2 separate regions of the Homo sapiens genome follow, and region 2 is linked to region 1. A link is a loop called in an ENCODE intact Hi-C map of the cell type or tissue named here. Cell type or tissue: A673. All regions are shown on one strand. Each heading gives the region's core, and the rest is flanking DNA. Links, peaks and the distances in the headings are about the cores only.

Region 1 (5,384 bases), core at 310-5,309:
TTTTATAGCTGAATGGTACACCATTGTGTAGAAGTACCACATTTTCTTTATCCATTCATCTGCTTGTGGATACGTAGGTTGAGAAACAGTATATTTTTGTCATATTACTTCTGGCCATCTGAGCAAGTACTGTCCATGTAGTTTCAGTAAGGAATCAAGTAAGTTAACAAGTAGAAAATGAAACCCAGGAAAAAAGATTAAAAGGCACTGAAATGCTTAATTCTGAAGGACAGAGGCTGAAAAATAATTTCATAACAATCTACACACGTAACATTTACACAGAGGTTGATGACTGATTGCCACCATTGTCATATAATTGAATGTCTACTCCACACCTAGTACAAGTATGCTGATCTGGCTCTGCTAGGAACACTAGAGGATGAATTTAAACTTTATTATTTGAATTTCTGGCTAGTTATCTATATGAAATCTGGAGAATAAAATAATTGTTGAGCACTAGAATGGTTTATGCCAAATGAGAGCTTCAGAAAGTAAACTCTATTCCTGAGGTCCATTTCAGCACCATTCTCTATCCCACTCTTTTCTTTCCTCTATCTTCGCTGTATTGTTCCATGCACACTGCCCTTTTTTTTTTTTTTTTGGTTTCATGCCCTAACCTATTTCAAGGCATAACCTAAGTCCCACCATATTGAAATTAAATAATTTTCACCTTTGAAAAACCCCTTCAATAAAGCAGAATTTTGGAATTTATAGATCTAACATCCATACTTTCAACTGTTTGCAAGAGATTTCAATTATTTTTACTTTTGTTGGGCATGAATTAGATCCCATGACATGCAGGAGGAAATCACTTCCTGGTGAGAGAAACTAGGCCACTGTTGAACATCTACAGTTTAATGAGGATTTGTTGTTCTCTACGCATCTTTGTGCATGCAGTAACATCTGAACATAAACTTTGGAATTTTCAAGTTTCTTAGTTTGTATCTCTGGCAAATCTCAAGGATCTACTGTACCTAAAGTCTATCTTACAATATAAATCAGAGTCTAGAAAGGCTATAATCTGAACACTCTTCCTTAGGAATTCTGGAATCTCATGGCATGCTTCTGGTTCTTCCATTTACATAGAAGACCATTTCGGACAGTGAGAAATACACTAAAACTTCATTTTGACAGTTCCTGGTTAGTTAAGCCAAAAAATTGATGGGAAAAACTTGTTTTGGGGAGTTTAGGGTCAGTACACAATAATAGGTCCAATAACTCTACCAATTCTACAAGATGAAGAAAACACCATGAGAGTGCCCTCATACTAAAGGATGAAGAAGGATCCCAGCTCTGAACCCTGTGAGAGACAGTGGGAAAGAGTTCCATATTCAGTCATGGAGAAATGTCAGAGAAGGAGAGGTGATCATGCAGGAGAAGTGGGATCATGTCATAGAAATTTCCAGAGTTCTGCTCTATGGAAATGTAGTCTAAGTCCTTTAAAAATGATTTCTTAACATAAAAAATAAGATTACTATTCAGAGGCCAAAAAAATTGTTACCATTATTGGCGAGGTAGAAGTTTCTAATCTATATGGTGAGCAGTGGGAGGTGACATTCTTTGGATTAGAATAAAACTGACTAATTTTGCAAAACTATTGGATTGACTAAAAGACAAAGTAACAAGCATAAACGTAATAGTGATAACACTCATCCCTGATTGAGTTCTCTTTATGAATCAGCACTATACACATTATCTCCTTTAATCCTCCTAATTACTGTTTGAGGTAGGTACCTTTAAGCCGTTTTACAGAGCAGAAAGCCAAGACACAGGAATTTAAGGAAATTTACAATCAAAATTACACAGGGTGCAAGTAGTAGAGTTAGAATTCAAGCCTACATTTGTGTGATTTCAAACCTTGTATTCTTAAAATTACTATGTCCTATCTCTTCCAGAAAATGACACAAAGGCAAGGGAAGACTCTTGTGTTAAAGAAAAAATCCCATGTAAATCTCTCATATTAGAAAAAACTAAAAACTGGCCACCTGATGTCAGGGGTGGGGTGGAGTTGAGACATAAGAGTGAATCCTCAGGGGTGACTTTAGTTAGAATGGAATCCAGCCTCGAATTCCCAAATGATAGGGAGGGCCAGGAAACCTAAAGTTTCTCTTCTATTTTTCTCTAATTATTTAATGTGTGGCAGGTGATCTACGTGTGGTAGGTTGTAAGTTCTTACTTTGTGGGCAAGTGTTCAGTCTATAATAATAATATTTTTAAAAGAATATTCAACCTTCAATTGATAGATTCTCATTCCTGTAAGACAAGACATTATGGCCTTGCAGAAGCAGAAGTCAGAATACTGACCACAGTTAGTGTCAAAGGGCTTTTCAGTTCCCAAAGAACTTGAGTTTTAGTTACATCCTCATATGTACTACACTTGACCTTAGTTATCTAAAAGGATGAGAAGCGACTGTATCCTCATATGTAAAAGGCATATTCAGGAAGAGACTCTTAAATTCCTTGGACAACAAATGTTTTCTCCTTTGAATAGCTATGACCTTCACCCTTACTTTTAATTGTAAACTTTTAGAGCAAACAAGACATAATCAACTCATGATCCAAACTTGCAAACTATGCATATGTAGATTTATGTAAATAGCCATGCAAATCAGGTACCACCACTGGGCTTCTGGGAGATTGCAAATGGAGCCCTTGGTACAGTAGAGGTCAAATATCCTTGGCTTAGAGCTCAATTCCACATGCAGATTTTTACAGGACAATGGCAGCCCCTAAACGCAACAGTCTTTAAATGCTGTGGTAATTCCATGGTTGAATAGTTTTCCGTCATAATTAGGAAGGGGTGACCTGGTTCAGTGAAAAATGAAGAGCAGAATGAAGTTGTGCTCTAATATTCCAGTTTATTTAAGTTTGATACTTATTATCATCCCTTCTCCTGCCTTCCTCATTTTTTCACTGTCCATTAAGGGACCTCAGCTGGCATGGAACATTGCTTTCCTATTTCAGCTGCCTTTGACTGGGATATTGAATTTCCCTAACTTACCTAAAAGATGGGACAGCCCAAGGCCACTATCCTTGAAAATGCCTCTTGCCTTGAAGCGTGGGTACCTTCCCTGAGATGCTGCACCAATGATGCCAATTAAATTATCAAAAACTACAGGAACAAGAGAATCTTCAGTGACTATTACCACCACTATTACTAAGAGCCACGAACTCTTAACTCCGAATAATCAACAAAGACCAGAGGATCTCTCCAAAAAGGCCATTAGACTTTGGAATATCCTTGCAGGACCTTGCTGGACACTCTTGGGACCAGACTATTACTAGTTTCTCTGTCCTATGGCAGAGGAACGGGACTGTGGAGTCCGTGGGGGTGATCCTACCAAATGTTAGACTTGGAGAGATAACAGAAGCCAGAAATGTCCTCGGCCATCCATGTGTGTGCATTGGCTATTCCCTTCACAGCCAGGGTTTTGTCCTCTTCTACTGCAGAGTTCAATTGTAGAAGGTAGAAGTTCCCATGAGATTTGGTGAGTCGTGGGAGATGGCATTCTCAGAATTGGGATATAATTGACTAATTCTGCAAAAGTACTGAATGGACTAAGAAATAAGGTAACAACCATAAAGGTAATAGTGATAATACTCATCCTTGATTAATCTGTCTTTATGAATTAGCACTATACACCTTACCTCATTTAATCCTTCTAACTGCGGCTTCAGGTAGGTGCCATTAAGCCATTTTACAGAGCAAGAAATCGAGGTACAGGGAATTTATGCAACTTACTAATCAAGAATTACATGGGTTACAAGTGGTAAGAGTCACAGGTCAAGCCTACATTTGTGTGATTTCAAAGCTTGCTTTTTTTTTTTTTTTTTTTTTTTTTTGAGACGGAGTCTCACTCTGTCGCCCAGGCTGGAGTGCAGTTGCGCGATCTCGGGGCTCACTGCAAGCTCCTCCTCCCGGGTTCACGCCATTCTCCTGCCTCAGCCTCCGGAGTAGCTGGGACTACAGGCACCCGCCACCATGCCAGCTAATTTTTTGTATTTTTAGTAGAGACAGGGTTTCACCGTGTTAGCCAGGATGGTCTCGATCTCATGACCTCAAGTGATCCACCGCCTCGGCCTCCCAAAGTGCTGGGATTACAGGCGTGAGCCACTGTGCCCGGCCTGTTTGTTTTTGTTTTCAGGACAAGGTCACACTCTGTCGCCCAGGCTGGAGTGCAGTGTCACCTTGAACTCTTGGACTCAAGAGATCCTCCTGCCTCAACCTGAGTAGTAGCAGGGTCTACAGGTGTGAGTCACCAAGCCCAGCTTAAAAGCTTGTATTTTTTTTTTTTTTTTGAAACGGAGTCTCGCTCTGCTGCTCAGGCTGGAGTGCAGTGGCGCGATCTCGGCTCACTGCAAGCTCCGCCTTCCGGTTTCACGCCATTCTCCTGCCTCAGCCTCCCGAGCAGCTGAGACTACAGGCGCCTGCCACCATGCCCGGCTAATTTTTTGTATTTTTAGTAGAGACGGGGTTTCACCGTATTAGCCAGGATGGTCTCGAACTCCTGACCTCGTGATCCGCCCGCCTCGGCCTCTCAAAGTGCTGAGATTACTGGCGTGAGCCACTGCGCCAGGCCAAAAGCTTGTATTTTTAATCATTATTCTCTATGTCTTCCAGACAATGATCCAAAGTAGTCATTTCGAGTAGTCGGACTTCGAACTTCACCAATACTCCCTGCCCACCAACAAATCTCATGCAGGGAAATTTGAACAGTTCCTAATGCTGGCCACTCCAAATCTACTGCCACACAGCCCTGCCTCCTTTTCCCCAAGCACTTTGTCCTACAGCTTGACACAGCAAGAATATTCCTGTTCCCTTAACGCATTTCCAGGACCGTGGCCAATGGCAGACACCAGGTCATTAAACCCAGTCACAGCTGAATGACTAAAGAGAGGACATGATAGCTTTAATTAATTTTTGCAATTGAGCCCTGTGTTTCTTGAATAAGATTATTACTTCTGAGTTCCTCTCAATTCCATATCGAAAAAACTCAGATCAAAATGCCAATTTCCTTCCATGAAATGGTCTGGAAAATAACAGAGATAAAAATCTGAAAGTATTTACAAATATCGATTGTTAAGTGGAGAAAAAGAAATGAGTGAGTTTGGAATTAGCCAAAGTCCGTGAGGAGTTTCTGAAAAAACGTAATCTACCAGGAGAAAAGCTGTGGTTCTAGTGATGACTAAATTATGAAAATAAAATTAAAAGGGGGTTGAGATACGGATGGGGTAGGGATGTAAAAAGTAGAAATTGAAGTTTGCTTTGTTTAGTACAGAGAGATAAGGATTTGGGGAAGAGGGGGATGGGATAGGGGACATTTTCTTTAAATGAGACAAGAAAAAGTAAACAAGTTATGTCATGTACAGAAAGGAGAAATGAA
Region 2 (5,384 bases), core at 190-5,189, 56 kb before region 1:
GAATTGAGTTCCTGAGCAAGTACTTTGGACAATTAGCAACTATCTTTTGTCCACATGGAGATTACTGAGCTTATGATAACCATTTCAAAATGGGCACAGTGCTGGCTAGTAAGAAGCATTTAGTCTAATAACAAGAGAGGTGGCACATATATAAATGCCTGCAGATTCCTGTCATGAGTGGAGGGCCAGAAATGGCTTACGTACTTGAGTCTGAATCAAAAGAAAGTATTTCACGGGAAAAGGCATCTCACTCTCAATCTCCCAAGCCAAATAAGGAGATAGGTTGCTATTACAATTTGTATATAGGAGAAAAAACGGATAGTGGCTAGTTGGATGGATGATGGATAGATGGATAAAGGATGGATGGATGGATGACGGATGAATGGATGGATGGTGGATGGATGGATGGATGATGGATGGATGATCGATGGATGGATGGATGCATGGACAGATGGATGGATACATACATGCATACTTAGGATATATAATAAATTGTATATTTAATAGTCATTAGCATTCTAATATCTATTGGGTGAACGGAAAATTTGTAGAGGAATATGTACCTACATTCTTTGCATTCATCAGCTAAGTTAATTGTCAGCAGACTCTTTGGGAAAAAATTAGGAGCACAGCTAAGGTCAGTATAGGATGGAATGTCTAAAGGGGTAGGGGAGATATATCAACCTTAATTGTGTACTTTTGGATAACCGAATAGGGAGATTCTTAGAGAAGAAGATGGAGGGTTCTCAAAAATAGATGATGCATGTGTATAAGTGTTGGTGTCTGTCATCAATTAAACAAAATCCAGAATGTACCAGGTTGAGAATGAAGAAAATGAGAATGAAAAGGAAATGCAATAGAAAAGAAATTAGATCAAATATAGAAGGAATAGTAGATCAAAATTAGGAAAAGGTATTCATTGTCCAAAGCATGTAGATACTAGCACTTGCATAGCATTGGATCCTGTTAGGGTTAAAGAAAGAGAATCTCATGCTCCCAGAGCTATCTGGTGAACGTCCCCAACTGTACATGTGGAGCTCTGCAGGCCCCACGTCTGCAATAGTACTGTAGACTACATCTCCGTCCACAGCCAGCCTCGGCATGTTCCATTTACACCACATGGAGAAATAAAATGTATTTCTAATCGGCTTTCTAATAAGTACTAATTAGTCCAGGCCTTTGTGATCCATAAAGAGATAAAGAGTGAGCTTGCATCCTTCCATCAAAGCGCTGAAGCTGCAGCTGGCAAAACCTCATGCTGCTTTTCCTGCCTATCTTAAGGAAGAAATTGAAATTAGCTCAATGAAAAAATCTCATTTAGATTTTGCTAATATGTATTAAAATCCAAGAGGTAAAACCGTGCAAGCAACTGTGACAGAGTTCCCAGGAGTGGTCTGAGGGGGACCAGCTTGGGGCAGCATTCGAACAGTCTCTTCCAGGAAGTCACATTTAAAACAAGAGCATTAAATCGTGACGGATGTACAGCATCAGCCATTTTGATGCATCTTTGCATTAAAGGACACGATAATACCTAAGAGGTGGGGAGAAAGTCAATGCACCATATTGATTATTATGAATACAAGAGTTTTAAAGTTAGACAGGGTTTTGTAGTTATAAGATCCAAAATGATCTTCCAGCTGAAGTATTATTGCAAACACCACCAAGACAATATCCAAGACCAAGGGAGAGAATTCAGAAAGCAGGCTGCCGGGCCCACAGTCCTTGTGCTTCAATCAGGCACCAATCCAACTCCATCAAAGTTAGACAAATTATCCCAAGGTCTCCAAGCACCTTCTCCATTAAGTGAGCACAGAGACACTCATGGTTTTCAGTGCATGAAAACTCCCTGGGAAACAGCTGAGGCAGATTTTCTCTTGTTTCTGCTTTTACCTGGGTCTTAGGAAATGTTTCATGTTTTCCCCACAGCAGTTTCCAGAACACAACATTTCCTCAAGGCTACTCTAGGGCTGTCCCACTTCCCATTTCATGTCCAAGGTCATAAAGTATTCTTAATGTAATTGTAACCATGATGTCTTGTGGCCAGGCTTGTCGTGATTCAAAACAAGAAGTGTTTAGAAATCGTTTGCCATGTAGTAACAAAGTCTAACGCATCTTTCTTTGTTATTTGTAACAAAACTGTTCCGGAAGGGGATGTATAGTGCATAGGATCTGTACAACATAGTGCTCAAGCCTTAAGTTAAAATGCATTAAAATGGGCTGGGCACGGTGGCTCTCGCCTGTAATCCCAGCACTTCGGGAGGCCGAGGCGGGCAGATCATGAGGTCAGGAGATCGAGACCATCCTGGCTAACATGGTGAAACCCCGTCTCTACTAAAAAATATATATATAAAAAATTAGCTTGGTGTGGTGATGGGCGGCTGTAGTCCCAGCTACTCGGGAGCAGAGGTAGGAGAATGGTGTGAACCTGGGAGGTGGAGGTTGCAGTGAGCTGAGATCGTCTCACTGCACTCCAGCCTGGGCGACAAAGCGGGACTCCATCTAAAAAAAAAAAAAAAAAAAAAGCATTAAAATGAAATGAATCTTGAAGTTAAAGACACCGTCATAGGAGGTCTGTGAGAGCCAGTTGCTAATAGCAAGGTGGGTATGGAGGATAAAGAGTAGCAGAAGATGAGATAAAAAGGTAGGTTACCCAGATACTGTGATATAAAGCATTTTATATAAAAAGGAGGGTCACACAAATATTGTGAAACGCTGAATTTTATATTGAGAGATGAAAAATCCATCTGGAAATCAAAAAGAGAAAAAAAAAAACCCACATGAATGGAATACATCTGAGGGGGTGAAGAGTATGGCAGGGGCTGAGAAAAGAAAATAATTTTGATAGTGAGCTTTTTAGATTCCTAAGAATGAGAAGAGATAAGCAGGAGAGTTAGGAGGAGGAAGCTGGAGTCCTATCCAGATTCAGCAGGAAATTATTTCAGCCTAAACTAGAGACACAGTGGAAGTGAGAAAGAAAGCACTCGGTTTGTAAGATTTCTGTTCAGGAAGTGGAGTGAGGGTCCCGTGGGAATGAGTGTGGCCAGAGGAGGAAATGGAGGAATAATAGATGATTGCAAGCCCCCAGGTTTGGGAGGCGGGGAGGTGTTATTGACAGTCAGGAAGGGAAAGAAGGTGTCTTAAAAAGGAAACAAACAGGGTTCATTTTTAGGTTGGTTATTTGATGTATGAGGAGAAACATTTAAAAGTCAAGACTTAGGGGAGGATGTGTCTAGGAAATCGAGGGCAGAGGGGATTGCTATACCCATGGGATGACTCCGTTTACTCCACAAATGTAGAAGAAATGTCTTCAGGGCCAAATTTCACTGGAGGTGAAAACATGAAGAACATGAGTACGATTACCTGGGAGTTTAGCAGACGGCTGTATCATCCAGATTTTGTTTTCAGTGCCTCTACACCTGTGTACCTTCCAGAGCATTCGGTTGATTCATGAGGCTTGTAGAATCTGCTTTTTATAAATTAAAGGAATAAATCTTTGGTGATTATAGTAAGGAGATAATGGGGAGGATAAGGAGAGCTCACAGATACAACATAGGACAAAAGTCAGAATTTTCACATGTCAACACGAATGAAACTTTACAAATAACTACAGGGAAGGCAGAATAGAAGGGAGACAAGATTTGGGCAAGGCAAACAGAGGGCTGATTTTGAAAGTACAGAGGAAGTGGTGAAAACAGTGTGACAGAGGAAGAAAGGATGAGAAGAAATAGACAAGCGCTGCAAAGAAAATGGAGGAGGCTGGGAGCAGTGGTTCACACCTATAATCCCAGCACTTAGGGAGGCCGAGGTGGGTGGATCACTTGAGTTCAGGAGTTTGAGACCAGCCTGGCCAACATGGTGAAACCCCGTGTTTACTAAAAATACAAAAATTAGTTGGGCATGGTGGCATATGCCTGTAGTCCCAGCTACTCGGGAGGCTAAGGCAGGAGAATCGCTTGAATCCAGGAGACTAAAGTTGCAGTGAGTCAAAATGACACCGCTGCTCTCCAGCCTGGGTGACAGAATGAGACTCAGCCCCCTCTCCCACCCAATAAAAAGAAAGAAAAAGAGAGAGAGAGAAAGAAAGAAGAAAGAAAGAAAAGAAAGAAAGAAAGAAAAGAAAGAGAGAGAGAGAAAGAAAGAAAGAGAGAGAGAGAAAGAAAGAGAAAGAAAGAAAGAAAGAAAGAAAGAAAGAAAGAAAGAAAGAAAGAAAGAAAGAAAGAAAAAGAAAATGGGCGAAATGTCTAGAGAATCAGAGGTAAATGTTTGGAGTAAATGACACCCAGATGGCCAGGGCCACCTCTCCTTTTTCTGGAGAAACAAAGGCAACCCCTATCCTATTCTTATCAGCAGCTAAAGGCAGAATCGATGCAAGAAGATTCCACAGGAAGGGAAGTTCCTGATTCTGATTTGTGTACTAGGACTAGAGGTTCATATGAGCAGGGAATTGATAAATAAAATGATCAATAATCTAGAAGTGAACATAATAGATAGCTTCAAGAGGCACAGATGCGCAAGCCTATTGCTGAAGCGGCATCAAACATTTCTGAGATTCAAGAAAATAACCATTTGGGTCTCATGGTGGGGGCCTGGGGATGCTGGAATTTAAATAAATGTCCCAGATACTGATCCAGAGAGAAAAGCAAGATTTGAAGATCATCAAGAGAAACAAATCTGTTTACCTCCATTAACCTCCACCCCCTTTTCTCCGTCACCCTCTTCTCCACATATATACGGGGAAAAAGACTCAAGGGGGTCCCAGCAGGTGGTGATTTCTTGAATGGTGTTCATTTTCTACTTGCATGCTGTGGCCTTATTTTAAATTTGAATTACTTTGTAAGCAGGAAGAAAAATCATTATTTTTAAGTCATTAAGAAAGCCAGATAACTTTGAAAATTAAGCCAAATGAAAGATCGAGCTATCTTAATGCCCAAATATTTCAGCAGCTATTCCTCTCAAAAATCTTTTTTAATGTTGTTCCATACGAGGTGTGGCATTTTTGCCAGGAGGTAAGGATTTTCAGGGATTATGATTTCAAAATACTAAAAACAACTGCTATTTATTAAAAAAAAAATTTTTTTCCTCCATGACAGGTAGCATAGGTCTGGGATGAAGAAAGTACTCAATAGCTAATTACTGGGTGGAGTGGAATTTTAAATAGAGTTGAATTATAGGGATATATACTCTGCAGAGAGCAAAGATCTGGCATCTATTCCTAGAAAATCTCATGGAGGCTCTTCTCTTTGGGTGGGAGGTAACGATTCCCTGAAGATCATCTCCTATTTGGGAAGGTCTCTGTGTGTGACCTCTTTGGGCAAATATACCTTCTGGTTTTCTAAGCCACACTTGATTTCAAATATATTATCAAGTCTTCCCACAAACCATAG

Evidence for each region. Hi-C counts contacts between places; a loop is a spot of excess contacts. Peaks named below come from ENCODE experiments on the same cell type or tissue, not always from the same donor. Only the 100,000 strongest peaks of a DNase experiment are listed, where the experiment ranks them.
Region 2: a loop joins it to region 1, with 2.9 times the contacts of the local background. A loop is called at or near these places in 1 of 110 quality-filtered maps.

What each region holds. Positions count from the first base shown.
Region 1 is chr10:33,472,260-33,477,643 of GRCh38, forward strand. No RefSeq gene overlaps it. Among named protein-coding and RNA genes, the nearest start is that of LINC02628, 130 kb to the right of the region's middle. In A673, for the core only: no CTCF peak of the experiment used is centred there; no DNase peak of the experiment used is centred there.
Region 2 is chr10:33,416,517-33,421,900 of GRCh38, forward strand. No RefSeq gene overlaps it. Among named protein-coding and RNA genes, the nearest start is that of NRP1, 85 kb to the left of the region's middle. In A673, for the core only: no CTCF peak of the experiment used is centred there; a DNase peak (open chromatin) is centred at 3,015.